Regions from separate parts of the Mus musculus genome. Here region 2 is linked to region 1. A link is a loop called in an ENCODE intact Hi-C map of the cell type or tissue named here. Cell type or tissue: heart. All regions are shown on one strand. Links, peaks and the distances in the headings refer to the core of each region. The heading gives the core; the rest is flanking DNA.

What was found. A loop is a pair of places that touch in the nucleus more often than their neighbours do. Peaks named below come from ENCODE experiments on the same cell type or tissue, not always from the same donor. Only the 100,000 strongest peaks of a DNase experiment are listed, where the experiment ranks them.
Region 2: it touches region 1 in a loop (3-fold over the local background); 6 of 42 quality-filtered maps call a loop at or near these places.

Annotation. Positions count from the first base shown.
Region 1 is chr8:4,512,992-4,518,342 of GRCm38, forward strand. It overlaps Cers4 (ceramide synthase 4), which reads left to right. Exons shown (of 11, transcript NM_026058.4): 2 at 2,564-2,737; 3 at 3,882-3,999; 4 at 5,249-5,351. The coding sequence starts at 2,565. Among named protein-coding and RNA genes, the nearest start is that of Cers4, 22 kb to the left of the region's middle. In heart, for the core only: CTCF peaks have their summits at 2,141 and 3,382 (motif pointing left); no DNase peak of the experiment used is centred there; H3K27ac peaks cover 847 bases.
Region 2 is chr8:4,248,054-4,253,399 of GRCm38, forward strand. Tgfbr3l (transforming growth factor, beta receptor III-like) reads left to right here and starts at 161. Exons shown (of 7, transcript NM_001195258.1): 1 at 161-299; 2 at 1,152-1,288; 3 at 1,373-1,693; 4 at 2,214-2,328; 5 at 2,414-2,572; 6 at 2,796-2,868; 7 at 3,240-3,370. The coding sequence starts at 230. The coding sequence ends at 3,258. It overlaps Snapc2 (small nuclear RNA activating complex, polypeptide 2), which reads left to right and starts at 5,049. Exons shown (of 5, transcript NM_133968.1): 1 at 5,049-5,251. The coding sequence starts at 5,069. In heart, for the core only: a CTCF peak has its summit at 2,730 (motif pointing right); DNase peaks (open chromatin) are centred at 1,418, 2,738 and 5,028; H3K4me3 peaks cover 2,749 bases; H3K27ac peaks cover 3,006 bases.

The DNA.
Region 1 (5,351 bases), core at 352-5,351:
ATTGTGGATCTGGGAGTGTGACTCAGTGGAAAAGACCCTTTCTAGAATCCCCCAGTGAGGGGCAAGGGTCATGTCTTCGTGGTAGAGTGCCATCATAGGACTGGGGTTGTGGCTCAAAAGTAGATTGTCTGTCTAGAATCTACCAGTGTGGGGCTGGGTGTATGTGTTATTGGAGAGCATTTGCCTAGCCTGGTTCTGGGTTCCACTCTCAGAACTGGGAGTGTGGGGACCTGAGGAGTGGAGCATGAAGAAGAAAAGCACCCACTGCCTCGTGGCACCTTTGCTCTGCAAGCAAGAAGACACTCACAGAAATGCTTCTGATTCCAGTGCTGGGGATTAGAGACAGGGGGATCCTGGGTACTCACTGGGCATTCCAGCCAGCTTGTAAACTATAGGTACAGTGAGAGAACCTGGCTCAAAAAAATAAAGTGGGAAACAATTTAGGAAGATACCTAGGGTCTACCTCTGGGCTCCACATGTACATGCAGAGCTCGTGGACTTGCCCATGTACGCATAAACCACTCACCACACAAAGCATCATCCAGAAGCTGCCACATACCAGTGACCCCTCAGTCTTTCTCGGACCACTTCCCTCCCCCAAATCATTACTGGCACTGTTCTCACACGGCTGTAGGCGTCATTTCCAGCCACTTATTAGGAATGAACTATTGTGGATCCCAGTTACAGATGGGAAAACTGAGTCACAGAGAGAGCAAGGCATCTGCTCCCAAGGTTACATAACTGGTAAATGACTGAGCCAGGAATTAAACCAGCCAGGATGGAACCTCCTGTTCTCACCTCCACTCCATTCCCCAGTAAAGTACATATCTGTTGTACTCATATTTCAGACTGGATATATGAGATGTGAGGATATGGAGCTGAGTTTCAAAGGAGAAAATGGAAACTGAGGAACCCTGAAGCCCTTCATCTTACTTCCTCAAGAGTGACTGCTTAGAATCCCTGAGTCAGGAGCTGGGGGCATAGCCCAGATGTAGAATTTTGAGTTTTGTTGCTGGAAAAGGCAATATTCATATTCTCCCAGGAGCCTCTAGAGGAGACCAGCTTAGCAACGTGATTTGAGCCCAGTGAGATCCATTTAGAACTATTGACCTATATATAGAACTGCCAGACAACCAGTTTGCAAGAGTAGCCACAGGAAGCCAACCAACCTCAGCAGCATACATTTATTTGGCCTAATTTTGAATTTTATGTTGATAGCATTTTGTGTAGACAACAGTACGTGCTAGTGTGCATCTGAAATGCTTTTGTGTTTTGAAAATGGAGGAGGGGAGAGGGTGCTGAGGATTAAACTTGATCCTCCTGTGTTCTAGGCAAGTGGCTACTGAGTGACACTTACAGTTCTCGTTATTGATTTATTATTTCTTTCCTGCCATGTGAATTTGATTTTTCTTTTTATTTAGGGTCTTGTATAGCCCAGGATGGCCTCAAACTCACTATGTAGCCAAGGGTGGTGACCTTGATCCCCACAAGAAACCAAAACCAAGATCATGCAAGCATATTTCAAACCTCAGTTAAGCAATCTCACCACTGTGACAAAGCATGTATCATAAACAATTTAAGGGGAAAAAAAGATTTATTCTGGGTTACTACTTGAGTGTCATTATACCATGGTGGGGCGGGTGTAGTGGGGTAGAACAGTTTGAGACATGGTGTCCAGGAAGCAGAAGAAAGCAATAGAAGAAGGCCTCAGGCAAGACACAGCCACAAGGACATGCCTTACCAGCTCCAAGGCTCGTCCTACTTTTTTTTTGCTATATCCTAATACTGTGAACTCTTCAAGGATTGACCATGAAATAGGTCAGAACCTCCAGGATTTAACTGTGGAAATGGTTTCTTAGATAAACCAGAAATACCATTTACCCGGCTTTAAAAACATTATTCATTTTTATGTGTGCCTTAGTTACTGTTCTACTGCTGTGATGAAACACTATGGCCAAAAGAACTTATAAAAGAGGGTATTTAATTGGAGCTCAATTACAGTTTCAGAGAGGTTAGTTCATTATCACTAAGGTGGGGAGCATGGCAGCAAGCAGGCAGAAATGGCACTGAAGCAGTAGCTGAGAGCTTACATCCTCACCTGCTGGTAGTAGACAGAGAGACACTGGGCCTGGAGTGGGCGTTGCCAACTCTCAGTGACATACCTCCTCCAACAAGGTCACAGCTCCTAATTCTTCTTAAACAGGCCACCAACTAGGGACCAGACATTCAAATATTTGAGCCTATGGAGGCATTCTCATTCAAACCACCATATTGTATATGGGTGCTCTGCCTGCTTGTATGTCTGTGCACCACATTGGGTGCATTGCCTATGGGAGTCAGAGGAGGGCATTGGCTTTCTCAGGTTGGAGTTGCAGATGGTTATTAGCTGCGGTGTGGGTCCGCAAGTGCTCTAAACCACTGAACGATCTCTCCAGTATTCCCCTTGTTCTGACATTTCTTCAAGTAGTATGCTTAGTGGCACTGAAGATTCAGCCTGTCCTACTGTACACACCCTTTGAGTTGAGTTGAGTTGAGTTATGCTTACCTGATTGTGTATCCACAGCATGTCGTTCAGCTTGAGTGAGTGGCTGTGGCAGGAGACATACTGGTTACCACCCAATGTCACATGGGCAGAGCTGGAGGACCGTGATGGCCTGGTGTTCGCCCACCCTCACCACGTGCTTGCTGCCTTCCCAGTGGCTCTGGTCCTGGTGGCTGTGCGAATTGTCTTTGAGAGGTAAGTGCCATGATGTGGCCCTGCAGGGTGTATGCATGTGTGTGTGTATGTGTGTGTGTGTGTGTGTGTGTGTGTGTGTGTGTGTGTGTGTGGTGTAGAGGTCAGAGGACATCAAGATGTCCTTTATCATTCTCTTAGTACCTTCAGATAGGTTCCCTGAGTGGCCCAGAGCTAGGTTGGTGGGTTGCAAGCCCTAAGTGATCCTTCATCTCCCAACCTGCCAGAGAGATGAAGTTACAGGCAGGCATGTGGCCACACCCAAGTTTTTGCATGTGTGCTGGGGATTTGAACTCACTTACTAAATGCTTGTGTGGTAAAGACTCTTACTGAACCGTCTGCCCAGAGCCCTCATATACTTCTTTTTTGAGGGCTTTTTCTCTGTCATCTAAGATGTATGTATGTCTTAACTCAATGCTTGATGACAATATATGGCACGGTACTATTATTACTCCCATTTTACAGAAGGAAAAATGGAGACACACAAAGATTTAGTAACATGACTAAGAATATACAGTGTGTAAGATCAGCTGGGCCTGTAGGAATTGTGGGAAGCTCAGTTTAGATAGGCCTTAAGGAAGGAGTTGAGTTCCTTAAAGAGCTGATGTTCAGTCTCCATCTGTGGTCTTGGGGCACCCTCCTGTGGGCAATGTGGGTAACTGATTAACCAGGTATCTGCTGCAGGAAGGATGGGAGGGAGGGTAAATCAGACTTAACAGGTAGCATGCCTAGGCCCGCCCTTGAGTAACCTGATGCAGAGAGGTGAAGACCCAGGTCACCAGGACACAGGTAGTGAGAAGACTTGATTTTGGTTGAATATGGGTGAAGGATCCTGGGTTCCCAATGAACTGGTCTGAACATCTCTCTTCTGAAGACAAAGCTATAGTGTCTTTTCTTAGGTTTGGTCTGATGCACTATACAGGTAATCCCTTTGGCCTTGAGGGATTAAAGCTGGGAGTAGTGGCAGAAAATTCTGTCCTGCCCACGTGGGCATTTTGGCTCTGGGCTTCCAAACCCTCTTTTCAGATAGATTTGAACTATACATACTGGTAAGGCTTCCCCAAGCCTCAGGTCCTCTCACTTTCCTCCTGTTATAGTCACATCCCTTCATTTGCATTCTTCTGAGTTCTGTCTCTCTCACACTCAGATTTGTGGCCTTGCCCCTGAGCCGGTGGATGGGTGTGCAGGATCCAATCAGGAGAAAGATAAAGCCCAACCCGGTGCTGGAGAAGTACTTCCTCAGGATGAAGCAGTGTCCAGAGGAGGTGAGCCCCATATTCTCTAGACAGCTGCATGGTGATTGCCCTGGGACCCAGGCATAGAAGTGGTGTGTGTCCCTTATTAGAGGTTGGACAGGGACCTCTGACACACCCACAGATTCAACTTGAACCCACAGATTCCCTGGTATGTTAGGCTCTCTCCTCTGTCTGCTGGTTTGTGAGACCCCCACCTCTTCCTGCTGTGCAGAGACTAGTGGATCAGTCACTCCTTCCCTGGTTCTGCGGGGCTTGAAACCACTTCTCTCTCAGTACGAGGCTACTCTTCCTAGCCTCAAGGCTTTGAAGCCCCATCCCTCATCTATCTCTTGAAAGCAAGGCCATGTTCCTCATCTCCCTGAGCCAAGAGTATCTGCCCGTTTAGGCTTCCTGGGTATGAAGCCCTGCCCTTCCTGTTCTCCTTGGGACCTGGGGAAACCTTATTTTCAAGGTCTTGAGGCATAAAATTGTCCTTGTGTAGCCTTTCTGGGACACAAGGCCATGTCTCTCTCTCCTGGTCTTCCTGAGACTTGAAGGTCCCATCCTTCTCAGGGTTCCCAGAGTTTGAAACTGGCATTCCAGCCTTCCTGGGTCATGAGTCTCTGTACCTCTAGGCTTCTTGGGGTTTAAGGCCCTGCTCCTTCCTCCCAGGTTTCTTGGGACATGAGGTCCTACCACTGTGAGGCTTCCTGGCATATGAAGCCCTCCTCTCTTAGTCTGGAACATCAACCTTATGATCACTCAACAAACAGAAGAGTAGGTTTCGTCCCAGTTCTGGGAAGGGACAAGATGCTTTTGATCCAGTGGAGTGCCTGGAGTGTCAGAAGCAGCCCTGTGGTTCTGCCTCCATTCCCATCCATGGTGTGGCAGCCCAGTTGGCCTGGTCTGGGTCAGGTTCTGTTGGGTAAGGTGGACGTGATGGCAGTGTGCCCTGTCTGGGAATAGAATAGCTTCTATAGAGCTGAGAGCTGAGTGCCTGCCTAGGGTAGTGTCCTACTCTGCTGCTTGTTGCAGTGCAAACAACTGCAAGCTGGAGAAGAAAGGGTTCATTTCAACTTAAACTTTCAGGTAACAGTCCATTGCTGAGGGAAGTGAAGGCAGGAAGTGAAGGCAGGAACTGAAGTAGATGCCACCTTACCCTCCTCTCTTTTCTCTGTGGGATAGATCTTAAGCTTCAGTGGGGAATCAAAGTAGGAACAAAGGGTACGAAACCGGCATTGGGCCTGTATAATCCTTCCCCTCATTACTCCCTTCTCAGACACAGATGGTCCTGCTGGCTTCCCAGTGTGGCCTCACGCTTCGGCAGACTCAACGCTGGTTCAGGAGACGTCGGAACCAGGATCGGCCTTCCTTATCCAAGA
Region 2 (5,346 bases), core at 347-5,346, 260 kb before region 1:
TGAGGGGCCCCCCTTGTAGAAATTTCAGTACATCAAGAAAGCCCTTATCCATGGCTGGCCTTGAGCATGTGCTCAGATGTCAGCCCCTCCATCCTCCGCCCCCGCTCCCTGCTTCCCAGGGTGGCAGCCTCACCAAGGCCAGGGCTACCTACCCACACCTAGAGGGCTGGGTACAGCCCAGCCAGGTGCTCGCTGCCGGTCTGGAGCACTCGAACCTGGACAGGCCGCCATGGTGGGCACTGCGCTCCTGCTCCTGGCCCTGCTCCCTGGGACCTCCAGTAAGCACGGTACACCACGTGGTACGTAGAGGCTGCCACGGGGTGGGGGCATTGTGTCCCACTTGCCCATTGTCCCTTCTCAACTGCGTTTTGCACCTGGATGTGTGTGGTGGTGTGGGGAGGGGGAGGGGTGCCATCCCTTTTTCTTTTCCCAGACTAGCCCCTCTGCCAGTTGCCTTAAATTTCTCAACCAAGTGATGGTAAGGGCTGTGGATATAGGGTCAAGTGTGCAAATCATTCGTGATAAACCCCCAGCTAACTGCTGCTTGAAAGCAGTCATTTGCTTGTATAGGCTGTGTGTGTGTGTAAGTGCAAGCCTGGGTAAACACAAAAGAGACCATCCACCCTTACCTCTTGGTGCTCTCTCTCCTCTGTTTGGGGACTTAGAGATCTGTTGAACAGAAATTCCCAGTCCTGTTGCCTGTCTGTACTGAGCCTCTGCCCTCTGGAGGGATACGGGTGGGCACCCTCCTGACTGCAACAGATGCCAGTAACCTACTTCTCCTTAGTGGCCAGTAGCTCATACTGGATCTTTTAGACTCTAAGGCTTTAGCAACCTGGGCAAAGCAGAGAATCCTGACTTCATCTCTGCTGACCACCACCACAGGAGGGCATTAACTCCGTGTGTCCCCCACATCCCCTTGCCTACTCTGCAAATGGCACAAAAGGTCAGAAAATGAAAGAGCACAGCTTTGTGCTGGCTTCAGCTTCTACTAGGCCCTGATGCCACTAAGCGGTACATGGTTGTAACTTGGAAAGAATTTGGCATGCGGCTGAGCATGGGTAAAGAGACCACCTGTAATGCATCCCTTTTCAAAGCGAGACAAGGGCTCCCTAGAGGGAATTGCGCCCTTGCTATGTGCTCTGTTTCAGCACCTCTGTTACCTGGGGCGCCTGGCCCCTGGCTGCGCAGACCCCTTTTCAGTCTGGAGTTATCAGATGCAGAGGACGCGTTCCCTCGCCGCGCAGGGCCACTGGAGGTTCCGGCGGACAGCCATGTGTTTGTGCAGGTGCGGGCGCCTTAAACGACGAGGGTGGCTGGGAAGAGGGATAGATGGGGACTGGTCGACCTTGATGGCGCCTTGATCCTGCAGGCGGCCCTGGCCCGTCCTTCACCGAGATGGGGCCTAGCCCTTCACCGATGCTCAGTAACACCTTCTTCACGCCCGACCCTGGGGCCTGCCCTGGTGCTTCTACGTGGGGGCTGCCCCGCCGACGACTCTGTCAGCTTCTCACCACCTCCACGCCCGGATGCTGCTAGCGTCTCACGCTTCAGCTTTCGCCTGCGTCCGGTATTCAATGCCTCAGTACAGTTCTTGCACTGCCAGATCAGCCGTTGCCGCCGTCGCAGCAGTCACCACCGCCGAGCTGTCCGCCTGACACCAGTGCCTTTGACCCCACCAGCACCATTGCGGGTGCGCTAACAGAAACAGTAATCTCGGCACCTGCGGAATATTCTCTAGCTAGGCAAAGGCATTTCTGGCAGCTGAGGGACCTTAGGAAGCAAAGTGCTTTATGGTCTGGGTCCCTCTCACAATGGGTACTGGGTATAGAGATATCCCTCATGGGGCTCTGCAGAAGGATTCCCGGTAAGTAGACTAGAAATGTACAGCCTGTGCTCTAAGATCCTTGGGTGGGATCTGGAGTCCTTTTAGGGCTGGAAGGCTGGATTCAAGAAAACACTGCGATCTATCTAAACTTCTGCACATTTGATTTGCAGGCCTCACTTGAGACCTAGAGGTTGACATATGGGGTGTTCTAGGGCTGAAACCGTTTTTAGGTTTAGGTTTATGGTTATGGTTACGCCCAGGAGTCCCGTGGTAACCTCCTAGCTCTAGTGGAAAGCTGGAAGCTTAAGCCCATCATAGGAGCCCTGGGAGACCAGACCCAGAACCACCAAGGCACTGAAGTCTGGTTTCTTCCCTTGCAACCCAGTGTCTGCCTCAGGATGAGGCATGTGCGGGCAGCAGCTTGAGCCTTGGTACCGACAGCCCCCACCTGCACATGCTGACACAGCCCATCGTGGTCACAATACCTCGTCCGTCCCCTAGTAAGCTCACAAACGGCCCTGGGACCGGGATGGGAAGGACAGCTTGGTCCAAGGCCTAGTCTCAGCCTTGCGCGTGTCCCCATAGGGCCATCCAAGAGTCTCCCAGGCAGGTCGGTACACCCGGAGCCACCCGCTCCAGCCCCTGCAGCACTGGAGCCTGCACCGGTGGTGGCATTGGTGTTGGCGGCCTTCGTGCTGGGTGCTGCGCTGGCCGCTGGGCTTGGTCTCGTCTGCGCACACTCAGGTACTGACTTCTGCTCCGCCAGAACCCCACACCTATTTCCACACGTTCAGACAGTCTAGTAGTCTACCTGCCCCACCCCCAACCCCGTGAGCCCATATCCCTGAACCTGCCTCCAGGATCTGGCCCTTAGGGCTGGTACACTTGTAGCAGCTCCCACCAGGGGGCGCGCTTAATCTGGCGCAGGGCACAGGCAACTCCTATTCTAGCTAGCTTCTTCTTTCAGCACCCCCACCCCCAGGCCCGCCTCCTAGAGCTTCTCTCAGCGGCCCCCAGCTCCAGAGACCCCCAGTAGGCAGGTAAGTACTGGGTGTGAAGGTCTGAAGCAAGAGCTATGAGAAGGGCATGGTGGTAAGGATCGTTCTTAGAGTTTACTCATGGGACTCCAAGTACTTTGTGCATTCATTTAATCTTCTTTTGAACAACATTCAGATAGATAGAAGAAGAATGCTTTTATGAGGCTAAGTAACTTGTCAAAGGTGGAGCTGCAAATGGAATTTGGGAGATGGGGTCCCGAGCAGTGAAGAACGGGGTCTTTAGGACTTGAACAGATATGTAAGAGGGATTTATACAGTTTTAGTTTCACACACCCCAATACATAGATTGGTGAAGGAAGCCAAAGCTTGTTGGGAGAATGTGACCTGAGCCTCTGTCACCCCCTCTCCCCCAGAGATGGCACCACCCAGTGAGGTCCTGAGATCCACTCAGCCGTGGTTTACCGTTCAGAAGGCCTCCTGCGTGTCTTCTCTCCCCTCTCCCTGTCCTCACTCCCCTGTTCAAAATAAATTGGTGACCTGCTAACTTCTGGTGGAGTCAATATGCTCCCAAACATGGGCAGGGGTGGAGTGCACGAGGGGAGGCTCCAGGCTGTACCTTGGGTCCAGATGTGGGGAGATTTGTGGCTTGGAAAGACTTAGAATGGAGGGGTGGGACTCCAACCCCCATGAACACATACAGCCAGGGAGAGACATGGGCCATTTGCCTGAAACAGAAAAGCACACACAACCCAGCCGGCTTACGTTTAAATAGAGTCTTCCTTTCCTCCCTCCTTCGTTCTCTCCCAAGTTGGACCTTCTTTGTTCTTTACTTCCATGTCCCTCAACCAACCTCCTCAAACTCGAGTCTCATCCTTGTGTTAAGCAAATGTAATGGCTATTCCTGGTTGCCAACTTGACTATATCTGGAATGAACTACAATCCAGAATTAAAGGGCTCACCTGTGATCCAGATCTTGAGGCTGGAAGACACAAGTTTCTGACCTGGATTTTAGCATGGAGATCTTGAGGCATAGTGGCCATGAAAAGCAAAGGCCCACGTAAGGTAGTACACACCTTTAATCCCAGGAGACGAAGGCAAGGGGATCTCTGAGTTCAAGGTCAGCTGGGGACAAAGCAGGTCCCAGATCCAGGCTTGGTGGTACACACCTTTAATCTGGGCCACACCTTCTGCTGGAGACCTACATAAGGACATTGGAGGAAGGAAGACTCACTCTTCTTCACCTGCTTGCACTTAATTGCCAGCACATCTGTTGGAGCCTACTTCTACAGAAGACTAGCTGAAACAACTAGCCTCGTGGGGACTGAGTCACTTCTAGATTCTTGGACTTCCATTCACAGCTGCCCATTGTTGGGTTAGTCAGGCTGCAGACTGTAAGTCATCACAATAAATTCCCTCAATAGAGAGACATTCTGTGACTCTAGAGAACCCTGACTAATACAGCAATAAAGGAACTTCCGGGTTTAATCCACCAACGAGGAAACAGGCTTGGCAATACTATATCCCCTCAGAAGTGTCTAGGGCTGTCTGCCCCCATAACCCAGACTTATTTTTCTTGCAAGGCAGGTTTTCATTGGAGCCCAGGCTAGCCTGTAAACTCAGCGGCCTTCCTGTCTCAGCCTCCCAAATGCTGGGAATAGTGGCAAGCTTGGGTTGATCTGTTTCGATTTATGCCTTTTGCCCTTATGTATGTGTATGTAAACCATATGGGTGTACACTGCAGTTGGTTGTGAGCCACCATGTCTGTGTTAGAAATGAGCATTAAAGGTTGGTGAAGGAAGATTGGTTGGTGAAGAAGTGTGGAGGAGCGTGCCTTTAAACGGAGCATTCAGGAGGACGAGTTTGTGAGTTTGAGGCCAGCTTGGTCTACATATCGAGATCCAGGCCAGCCAAGATGACATAGAGCGACACTGCCTCACAAATGGCAAGCCCACGTTTTTGAGGGCATCTGCCCACTTCTCTATGAAAAGCAAAGCACACAGTATGGACTTCATGACGTAGTTCGGAAATATAGGGTCTAAAGTTTTTTGCTGCAGCTCACGAGTGACATAAAACGCAGATAAAACACTAATCCCTCTGCCCGCCTCAGTCTCTGTAGCAACACCCGGCAGCAGACAAACGCGAGCCACGCCCCCGGTCTGCTAACTTCCGCGAAGTGCTCTTGCAGACCGCCTCAGCCTCCGTAGCCCCGCCCACTAGGGAAAGAGCCCCGCAGTGTCCCGCTATGAAGCCACCGCAGAGACGGCGGAGGGTCCCAGCACGCTACGTAGGTGAAGCTACGGGCCCCACCGCTTGGAGCCCCCGCGAGATGCGGCATCTACTGAGACTACTTCAGGCTCGGCGGGGCCAGCCGGAGCCAGACGCCGCGGAGCTGGCCCAGGAGCTGCGAGGCCGCAGCGAGGCCGAGGTGAAGCCCTGGTGCTGGGGGCGGGGCCGGGGCCGGGGAGCGGGACGGCCGTGCTAAGGTGGAGCTGGCCGGGTGGGTGGACCGTCGCGGATCTC